Regions from separate parts of the Homo sapiens genome. Here region 1 is linked to region 2. The links are chromatin contacts, found by Hi-C or POLR2A ChIA-PET in ENCODE. All regions are on one chromosome and are shown on one strand. Each heading gives the region's core, a stretch centred on a gene start or an enhancer-like site at or near the end of the contact. The rest is flanking DNA. Distances are from core to core; before and after follow the strand shown.

The links. Hi-C counts contacts between places; a loop is a spot of excess contacts on that map. ChIA-PET counts read pairs that join two places held with the same protein, here RNA polymerase II (POLR2A). Pooled maps may share reads with other maps.
Region 1: a loop to region 2 is called in a map of CD4-positive, alpha-beta T cell, with 5 times the contacts of the local background. The contact joins the promoter of SIRT4 here to the promoter of MLXIP in region 2. A Hi-C loop is called at or near these places in 1 of 168 maps with a recorded cell type or tissue (CD4-positive, alpha-beta T cell), 1 of 37 single-sample maps with no recorded cell type and 7 of 50 pooled maps. POLR2A ChIA-PET finds 5 or more read pairs at or near these places in 4 of 52 experiments (B cell, HEK293 and activated CD4-positive, alpha-beta T cell).

Annotation. Positions count from the first base shown.
Region 1 is chr12:120,300,045-120,305,422 of GRCh38, forward strand. SIRT4 (sirtuin 4) reads left to right here and starts at 2,277. Exons shown (of 4, transcript NM_012240.3): 1 at 2,277-2,334; 2 at 3,517-4,014. The coding sequence starts at 3,518.
Region 2 is chr12:122,075,149-122,080,083 of GRCh38, forward strand. It overlaps MLXIP (MLX interacting protein), which reads left to right and starts at 3,608. Exons shown (of 17, transcript NM_014938.6): 1 at 3,608-4,118. The coding sequence starts at 3,706. RefSeq lists enhancers at 1,834-1,883, 3,951-4,190 and silencers at 3,151-3,430, 3,441-3,890.

The sequences.
Region 1 (5,378 bases), core at 1,027-3,526, 1.8 Mb before region 2:
GAGGCCAAAGCAAGAGCTTTCCTTGAGTTCAGGAGTTTGAGACCAGCCTGAGCAACATAGTGAGACCGTGTCTCGACAAAAATAAAAAATAACAAAATTTAGCTGGGCGTGGTGGTGGATGCCTGTGATCTCAGCTACTCGAGAGGATGAGGTTGGAGGATCCCTTGGGCCTGGGAAGTAGAAACTGCAGTGAGCTGTGATGTCACAACTGCACTCCAGCCTGGGTGACAGAACGAGACCCTGTCTCAAAAAAAAGAAAAAAAAAAAGCAGAAATGGGCAAACTACTAAATGGTCATTTTGCCAATATTACCTCCAAAGATACAATGATAGAACCAAAAACCTAAAAACTCTTTCTCAAGCTTCCACATTACTTCTCTGCACTTCAGTTCATCTTTATTTATTATTATTATTTTTTGAAGAGATGGGATCTCACTTTGTCACCCAGGCTGAAGTGCAGTCGCACAATTATGGCTCACTGCAGCCTCGATCTCCTGGGCTCAAAGTGATCCTCCCACCTGAGCCTCTTGAGTAGCTGGGACTACAGGCACACACCACCACACCCCGCTAATTTTGTTTATTTTTTGTAGTGAGTGGGTCTCACTATGTTGCCCAAGCTGGTCTTGAACTTTTGGGCTCAAGTGATCCTCCTGCCTTGGCCTCCCAAAGTGTTGGTATTACAGGTGGGAACCACTGCACTCAGCCCAATTCATCTTAAAATGGGGGAAGGGAGTCCTTAGGTGGTCTTCAAGGTCCCTGCTGGCCGCCCACCTTTATGTCCAAAGACACTTATACATTTATTGATTTAGGTGATGCTGCAGAGCGGCAGTTCTGGTTGTCTACACATTAGGAACAATTAGGAAATTTGTAGATCAGAATCCCTGGGAGTGAGACGCAGGCCTTGTTTGATTAACTTAATAAAAAAAATATGATAAATAAAATTGGAGAAGCCAAGCAGGTTAAGTACATTAGTCCAGGTATAATATATTTGGCTTCATATTAACTGTAAAAACATCACTTTTGGCTGGGCACAGTGGCTTACGCCTGTAATCCCAGTACTTTGGGAGGCTAGGGTGGGCAGATCACGAGGTCAGGAGATCAAGACCATCCTGGCTAACATGGTGAAACCTTGTCTCTACTAAAAATAAAAAAATTAACCGGGCGTAGTGGCATGCGCCCATAATCCCTGCTACTCAGGAGGCTGAGGCAGGAGAATTGCTTGAACCCGGGAGGCGGAGGTTGCAGTGAGCCGAAATGGCACCATTGCACTCCAGCCTGGGCAACAGAGCGAGACTCCGTCTCAAAAACAAACAAACAAACAACAACAACAACAACAACAAACTATCACTTTTTCAGATATGTATAAACACATTTCTTCACAAGTTCAAGGTATTTTACCAATAGCAAATAACTTGATACTGTCGTTGTGAATGAAAAGGATCACAAACTCTGATGTTTAGAATGAGTCAAATCTAGGCCGGGAACAGTGGCTCAGGCCTGTAATCCCAGCATTTTGGGGGGCCGAGGTTGGCGGATCACCTGAGGTCGGGAGTTCGAGACCAGCCTGGCCAACATGGTGAAACTCTGTCTCTACTAAAAATACAAAAACTTTAAAAAAAAGTCAAATCTAGATCCATGATTAATGACGTGCTCATTTCACATTGCATGTTTGTATCAAAACATCTCATGTGGGTAAAGCATAGACAGGCACAGAGAAAAGAAAAAAAGACAAAAAATAAGAGAAAAGATGGCCGGGCGCAGTGGCTCACGCCTATAATCCCAGCACTTTGGGAGGTCAAGGCGTGCGGATCACCTGAGGTTAGGAGTTCAAGACGAGCCTGGCCAACATGGCGAAACCCCCGTCTCTACTAAAAATACAAAAATAATCCCAGCTACTCGGGAGGCTGAGGCAGGAGAATCGGTTGAACCCGGGAGAGGGAGGTTGCAGTGAGCCGAGATCGTGCCACTGCACTCCAGACTGGAGTTTTTTCAAAAAAAAAAAACAACAACTCCGTCTTAAAAAAAAAAAAGAAAAAAGAAAAAAAATCTTATGTACACTATAAATATATACACCTACTAAGTGCCCACAGAAATTGAAAACAAAGAAAAAAATCCATGATTAAAAGCTTTTATATTAACGGGGGAACCTCTGACCAGAAAGAGCCGACAGGGGGCGTTCCTGGATGATCTGGGGCTGTCAATTGCGAGACGCGGAGGATTGTGGGACTTGTGGTTTTTCTCGCATCATTTAAGCTTTCTGGACTACATGTCCCAAAATGCAAATGCAATCAGACGGTCCCACTGTGGGGTGTGAAGTGTCCGTAGAGCTGTGAGAGGTAAGTGTGTTCTGTGTGTGCTGCGGATTTCTAGAAGTTGTGGATTTCTTGTGAGGGATTCTATTTCTCCTCTTTGCCCTCGGTGGGACCTGGAAGAGAGTAGTTGTTCCACTGATGCACGTTTTCAGCGGGGGTTTCCCCTGACCCTTTGGTCTCGGGAAACCGGACTGTGTGTTTGTTCAGCTGTTCACGTTTTGCTGTGGAATGTCAAGGAGAAAGCGGGGTCCTGATCTCAGATCTGGAAAGCCAAACATAAAATAATGTTTACATACGGGGTGCATGTCACTAGAGGATTTATGCATTGCATTGTGTCAAATAATATGTCAAAGTTTTTTCTTTTTCTTTTTTTTTTTTTTTTTGATACGGAGTCTTGCTTCTTCGCCCAGGCTGGAGTGCAACGGCGCGATCTCGGCTCACTGCAACCTCCGCCTCCCGGGTTCAAGCAATTCTCCTGCCTCAGCCTCCCTAGTAGCTGGGATTACGGGCACGTGCCACAATGCCCGGCTAATTTTTTTTGTATTTTTAGTAGAGTCGGGGTTTCACCATGTTGGCCAGGCATGTCTCGAACTCCTGATCTCAAGTGATCTGCCTGCGTCGGCCTCCCAAAGTGCTGGGATTTCAGACGTGAGCCACCGCACCCGGCCCTCTATTGTTACAGCTAGAAAAGCTGACGGGCAGGGGTCTTGTCTCTCTGATGTGTCCAAGTAGCAGAGCTTGCAGTGGAGGGTAAACTAAAATAAGGGGGAAATGAAAAAATAAAAGGAATGCGTGTGTGTGCTTAATTACATGAACAAAATCAAACAAAACCTGACTCATTAGGGCCAGACTCAGAGGCTCACACCTGTAATTCCAGCACGTTGGGAGGCCGAGGCGGGCAGATCACTAGAGCTCAGGAGTTCGAGACTAGCCTGGCCAACATGGTGAAACCCTGCCTCTACTAAAAATACAATAATTAGCCGGGCATGGTGGCCATGTAGTCCCAGCTATTCTGGAGGCTGAGGCAGGAGAATCACTTGAACCCGGGAGGCGGCGGTTACAGTGAGCCAAGATCATGCCACTGTACTCTAGCCTGGGCAACAGAGGGAGACTCTGTCTCAAAAAACAAAACGAAAACAAACAAACAAAAAATGAGAAAAAAAAAAAACCACCCCAGTTTCTCACATGAGGCTTCTTTTTCTCTAGAATGAAGATGAGCTTTGCGTTGACTTTCAGGTCAGCAAAAGGCCGTTGGATCGCAAACCCCAGCCAGCCGTGCTCGAAAGCCTCCATTGGGTTATTTGTGCCAGCAAGTCCTCCTCTGGACCCTGAGAAGGTCAAAGAGTTACAGCGCTTCATCACCCTTTCCAAGAGACTCCTTGTGATGACTGGGGCAGGAATCTCCACCGAATCGGGGATACCAGACTACAGGTCAGAAAAAGTGGGGCTTTATGCCCGCACTGACCGCAGGCCCATCCAGCATGGTGATTTTGTCCGGAGTGCCCCAATCCGCCAGCGGTACTGGGCGAGAAACTTCGTAGGCTGGCCTCAATTCTCCTCCCACCAGCCTAACCCTGCACACTGGGCTTTGAGCACCTGGGAGAAACTCGGAAAGCTGTACTGGTTGGTGACCCAAAATGTGGATGCTTTGCACACCAAGGCGGGGAGTCGGCGCCTGACAGAGCTCCACGGATGCATGGACAGGTGCAGGAGCTGTACACGGTTTGAACGCAAACCCGTGTGTTGTTTTGGGAGAGTAGGGACCTTGGCTGTCTTGATCACCACAGTCTTAGACCTTGAGAAAAGGATTTCAGAGCAAGTTGTTTATTTTGCAGTTGATTCCAGTAAATTCATTGACGGAGCAAGGATGTAAAACAGGAAAGAGAGGAAAGCCAAGAAAGTGTGTGTTAATGAGTGGGTTACTGCCTTGGGCACTGGGGTTCAGTCCTGTGAGGGACCCTCCAACTGTCTAGGACATGCCTGAGGATTGTCTCAATGAAACTTGAGGACTGGGGCCGGGCGCAGTGGCTCACGCCTGTAATCCCAGCATTTTGGGAGGCTGAGGTGGGCAGATCACATGAGCTCAGGAGTTCGAGACCAGCCTGGCCAACATGGTGAAACCCCATTTCTACTAAAAATACAAAAATTAGCCAGTCGTGGTGGCACATGCCTGTAATCCCAGCTGCTTGGGAGGCTGAGGCAGGAAAATCTCTTGGGAGGCAGAGGTTGCTGCAGTGAGCCGAGATTGCACCACTACACTCCAGCCTGGGCAACAGTGCAAAAAAAAAGAAAAAAAGAAAAAAAAAAGTTGAGGATGGTGCACAGTGGCTCATACCTGTAATCCTAGCACTTTGGAAGGCTGAGGCAGGAAGATTGCTTGAGGCTAACAGTTCAGGACCAACCTGGCAAACACAGTGAGACTCTGTCTCTATATAAGTAAAGTAAATTTTATATATATATATATATATATATATATATATATTTTTTTTTTTTTTTTTTTTTTTTAAAGAAAGTTGAGGCCGGGTGTGGTGGCTCACGCCTGTAATCCCAGCACTTTGGGAGGCCAAGGCAGGCAGATTACCTGAGGTCAGGAGTTCAAGACCAATCTGGTCAACATGGTGAAACCCCGTCTCTACTAAAAATACAAAAATCTGTTGGAAGTGGTGGCACGCACCTGTAATTCCAGCTACTCAGGAGGCTGAGGCAGGAGAATCGCTTGAACCTGGGAGGTAGAGGTTGCAGTGAGCTGAGATCATGAGCTGAGATCATGCCACCACACCCCAGCCTGGGCAACAGAGCAAAACTCCGTCTCAAAAAGAAAAAAAAAAAAGAAAGTTGAGCAAGCTAGGGTGATTTTCTTTTATTTTCTTTTGTGTTTGTGTGTGCACGTGTGTGTGTGTGTGTGTGTGTGTGTATGACAGGCTTTCACTCTGTCACACAGACTGGGATGTGGTGGTGTGATTATAGCTCACTTCAGCCTCAATCTCTTGGGCTCAAGTGATCCTTTCACCCCAGCCTCCTAAGTAGCTGGGACTACAGGCAAACGCCACCGTGCCCAGCTAATTTTT
Region 2 (4,935 bases), core at 2,358-4,857:
CCTGGCCTGTGTATTTTTGGAGACAGAGTCTTGCTCTGTTGCCCAGGCTGGAGGGCAGTGGTGCAAACTCTGCCTCCCGGGTTCAAGCGATTCTCGTGCGTCACCTCCCAAGTAGCTGGGGCTAGAGGCATGTGCCACCATGTCTGGTTACTTTTTATATAAACCTTCAGTTTAATCTTTTAGCTTACTGCTGTGTTTTTCAGCTTTATTCACTTTGCTTTTTTTCTATATTTTCGTTTCAACTCAACTTTTAAAAAATCATACTTGTATATTTGTATATTTATATTTATTTTCCAAGACCTCATTTGCCTCTTTTTCATAATGGGCTATTATTGCTCCATGGTACAGAATCTTCTGTTCTTTCCTAAACTATTAGTTATTTTTAAAATATTTGTTAACTTTCTCCCCCTTGCTAGTTCTCAGGTACCCGCTTTCTCCCAGAGTGCTGGCTTTCCTTAATTATTTGCTGACTTGTGCTGGTGTGTAACCCTTCATACTTAGGTATTTCTATTTGTCTGACTGCTGATTTGATTCCAATCCAGTGTTTCTTCTGATTCGTGGAGAAGAGACGACAACGCTGTGAGGCTCTGGTTTTGGTGGCTTGTCTGGGTGTGGGAGCTCCTTGTCATCATGGGATTTTTAGCTCCCTGGGTCGCCATCCTACATGGCCACTCTCCTGCCGATGCTGCCCGCTACTCAGCAGGAGGGGAAGTCGAGACCACCTCCTTAACCTTACAGACATTGATTGTGAGCTTGGAGCACCTTCCGTGACTGGACCACCCATGCAGTGGTCCTTTGCTTTTTGCATTTTTAACTGCAATTTTCCCCAAGAGTCTTCCCTAATACAGTCTCTTAGGAATTGACGGTGGGATTAAACAAGGCATGTTTCTGCACTGAATATGGTCTATGGGTTGCCACTTTGCAACCTCAGCTTTAAGGCTTATTTCCTCCCAGGAAACTGATGTTAACTTTTTAAGTTAAAAATGTGTATATAAGTAATACATGTTTATTTTGGAAATTAGAAAATACAGGCCAGGTGTGGTGGCTCATGCCTGTAATCCCAGCATTTTGGGAGGTTGAGGCAGGAGGATTGCCTGAGCCCAGGAGTTTGAGACCAGCCTGGGCAACATAGGGAAATTCCATCTCTACAAAAAAATTAAACATTAGCTGGGTGTGGTGGTGCCCACCTGTGGTCACAGCTACTCGGGAGACTGAGGTGGGAGGATAGCTTGGGCAGGGGAGGTTGAGGCTACAGTGAGCCACGATCACACCAATGTGACACAGTGAGACCCTGTCTCAAAAAAAAAAAAAAAGAAAGAAAATATAGGTAAACACAAAGACAAAAAAGCAGGGCATGGTGGCTCACACCTGTAATTCTAGCACCTTGGGAGGCTGAGGCAGGAGGATCACTTGAGGTCAGGAACTCGAGACGAGACCAGGCTGGGCAGCATGGCGAGACCCCATCTCTATAAAAAGTACAAAAATTAGCAGGGCACGGTGGTGTGCACCTGTGGTCCTGCTACTTGGGAAGTTGAGGTGGGAGGATCACCTGAGCCCTGGAGGTTGAGGGTGCTGTGAGCCATGATGGCACCACTCCACTCCAGTCCAGGTGAAAGAGCCAGATCCTGTCTCAAAAAAAAAAAAAAAAAAAAGTGGCTGGGCATGTAAACTTACCAAGGACCAAGGAGACAAGTCTTGAGAGAAAGGAAGGCAACTCAAAGGATGGACTTTTAAACACTTGTAACCAGCATTGGGAACAGTAGTAGGTTGAAGAGGGAAATCTAGAACTCATGCCTGAAAACTGCCAGTCATCCAGCCCATTTTTCCATACAGACATTTGGAAATAAGTTAATGGAGCCATTTTGGTGAGAGCCCTCTGTTCCCTTCAGGAGGCCTTTGTCAGGAAGAGGGTGGGGCAGGGGACTCACCCCCCACTCAAATCTGGAACTGAAACCAGCTTCAAAGCCGAGTGCAGAGCCAGCGCGGTGGCTCATGCCTGTCATCCCAGCACTTTGGGAGTCCAAGGCAGGCCTCACTTGAGGTCAGGAGTTCCAGACCGGCCTGGCCAACATGGTGATTGCACCACTGCGCTACAGCCTTGGGTGACAGAGCAAGACTCTGTCTCAAAAAACAAAACAACAATAAAACAAAGCAGAGTGCAGGAGTGGCTGTGGACTCTGGACGCCCTGCTAGGATTAGGATGGGTGTTCCTGGCTCATGGGCCTCACTGGCTCTTCTGATGCCCTGCCACCCCCACCCCAGACTGGCTTTGAGCCCCGGAAACCTTGACAGCTTTCTAGAGGTGTCTGTCAGTTAGGTTGTGCCACGCGAAGTTGCCGTTTCTGCAGGTCAAATAGTGGTGGACTATTGGCAATTTCTAGGCACCTCTGGTCTGGTTGATCCAAATCCTCCAACCTGTGGCACATTTATTTAGCGCTCATTTTGTGCCAGCCTGCCTGCTAAGCAACTTATAGCCATTTTTATTTGTATTTATTTTTCTTTTTGAGACAGGGCCTCGCTCTGTCGCCCAGGCTAGAGTGCAATGGCGCAATCTCGGCTCACTGCAACCTCCACCTCCCGGATTCAAGCGATTCTCCTGCCTCAGCCTCCCGAGTAGCTGGGATTACAGGGGTGCACCACTACGACCGGCTAATTTTTGTTATTTTTAGTAGAGACAGGGTTTCACCGTGTTGGCCTGGCTGGTCTTGAACTTCTGGCCTCAAGTGATCCACCCGCCTCGGCCTCCAAAAGTGCTAGGATTACAGGCATGAGCCACCGCGCCCCACTATAGCCATTTTTAAACTGTCCCAAGTTTCTGAGGAAACGGAATTGTTCACCATTTGACAGAGAAGAAAACTCTGGCTCAGATACTCCCCTTTTAGAATTGTTTCGGGGGCTGGCTCGTCCGTCAAACTTTAAAAAAATAACAACAGCATGCTGAGTTGAAGTTAAAAGAGCTGGGGTCTGGAGGTCGCTGGGCTCAGGGGCGCTGCCACTCAACAGCTGCGCCGAGCTGGGGACGCGCAGGGGAAGCAAGTTCCCAGCTCTGTGGACTCCAGGTCTGAGAAAAATCCTGTCGGTATTCAGCCACCCAGTGTTCCCATCAATACGATGAGAATAATGAGGACAATAGCCACCACGTCCGGCAAACTCAGGCGTGAGCTGCGAGGACTCGGTACCGCCCGGCAGGGAAAAAGCAGGGCCTGGAGGCCGAGGAGCCCCACCCGCACCCACCACGTGGAGCCGGCCGGGCCTGCGGCGAAGCCACAGGGCGACTCCCGGGGCGCGGAGCGGGGCGGGGGCGGGACTAGCACGGCCCCACTCTGCCGACGCCTCTCCCAGGTCGCGACACCGGCGAGCCGCTCCGCCCGGCCACCGTGTCCCTCAGCACCCACGGACGCCGGGAGAGGAGGAGGTGGCGAGGGGCACGGCCGGGAGGCGTGGCCTCCGCTTCCCCTTTTTTTTTTTTTTTGGTCCGCCTAGCTAAGGAAAGGTTCCCCTGCGCCTTTAAGAGGCCGACGCGGGCAGCCGATTGGCCCAGACGCCTCGGTGACGTCACGCCGGGGCCGGAGCCCTCCCCCTCCCGCCGCGCCGCGCGCTCGCGGACAGTCGGCGCGCGGGCCGGGCCGGGCCGGCGCCCCTCTGCCTCGCGCGCTTGTCGCGTTGCCCCGGGCTCCGGGGGATGCCCCCGGCCGAGCCCTTCTCATGGCCGCCGACGTCTTCATGTGCTCCCCGCGCCGGCCTCGCAGCCGGGGCCGCCAGGTGCTGCTCAAGCCCCAGGTGTCCGAGGACGACGACGACTCGGACACGGATGAGCCGTCCCCGCCGCCCGCCTCCGGCGCGGCCACCCCGGCCCGGGCCCACGCGAGCGCCGCGCCACCGCCGCCTCGGGCCGGGCCGGGCCGCGAGGAACCTCCGCGCCGCCAGCAGATCATCCACAGCGGCCACTTCATGGTGTCGTCGCCGCACCGAGAGCACCCGCCCAAGAAGGGCTACGATTTCGACACGGTCAACAAACAGACGTGCCAGACCTACAGCTTCGGCAAGACTAGCTCCTGCCACCTGTCCATCGACGCCTCGCTCACCAAGCTCTTCGAGTGCATGACTTTGGCCTACAGGTAGGGACCCCCGCGACCCCCTGAGGCCCCGGCCGGAGGCCCTTGTTTGACAAAACAAGCGTGGAGGGAAGGGCCGCCTGGCAACCCCGTGGCTTCATGCATTCCCTTTGGGTCTTCCTCCTTCGGGAGGGTTTATGGATCTGGGGTTCCCCGCGTTGCCAGAGGAGCCGGGGTCCTGGCCTCTTCCCCTGCCAGCAGTGCCGGGGTCCTTTCGGGTTCACGTTCCCCATCCAGGCCCTCCCCTCCAGTGTCCTGGGACCACCGATGTTGGACGAGGAAGAGGTATAAACACTGGCTGCATCTTGTGTTACCCGACTCTATCGACTCCTTCCTCCAAACGCTTTGTGTGTTTCCCCCATATCCAGCAGCGGTCAGGACCACCTGTTCGGGGTGACTGGAGGCTGGCTCTGCTGTTTAATGGTTGTGTAACACCTCGGAGCCTGTTTCCTCCTTTATAAAAGGGGAATGACTGTAGTGTCTGCCTCCAAGGGGCTGTTGTGGGGATGGAGTGAGATAGGTAAATTGCTTATTCCAGTGCTTGGCCAGAGTTAGGTGTCCCTGCACCTGGAGGCTGGCCCCCTTACAACCTCATCGGGAGGCCCGCCCCCATCTCGGGAGGGCTTTGGGTGCCTCCTAAGAAGACTTTTGGTGCCACAGCTGTTGGAGGTGCAGTCTGTCCTTCTGGCAAGTTGGAGGGTTTTCTGGCCGGTCCTGAAACATTATATGAGGGAGATGTCATTGTTGAGGGCAGACATCCCAGACACCGTTCTGACATGTGGATTCGGCTCTGGGCAGAGATTCCTCTTTTCCAAGTCAC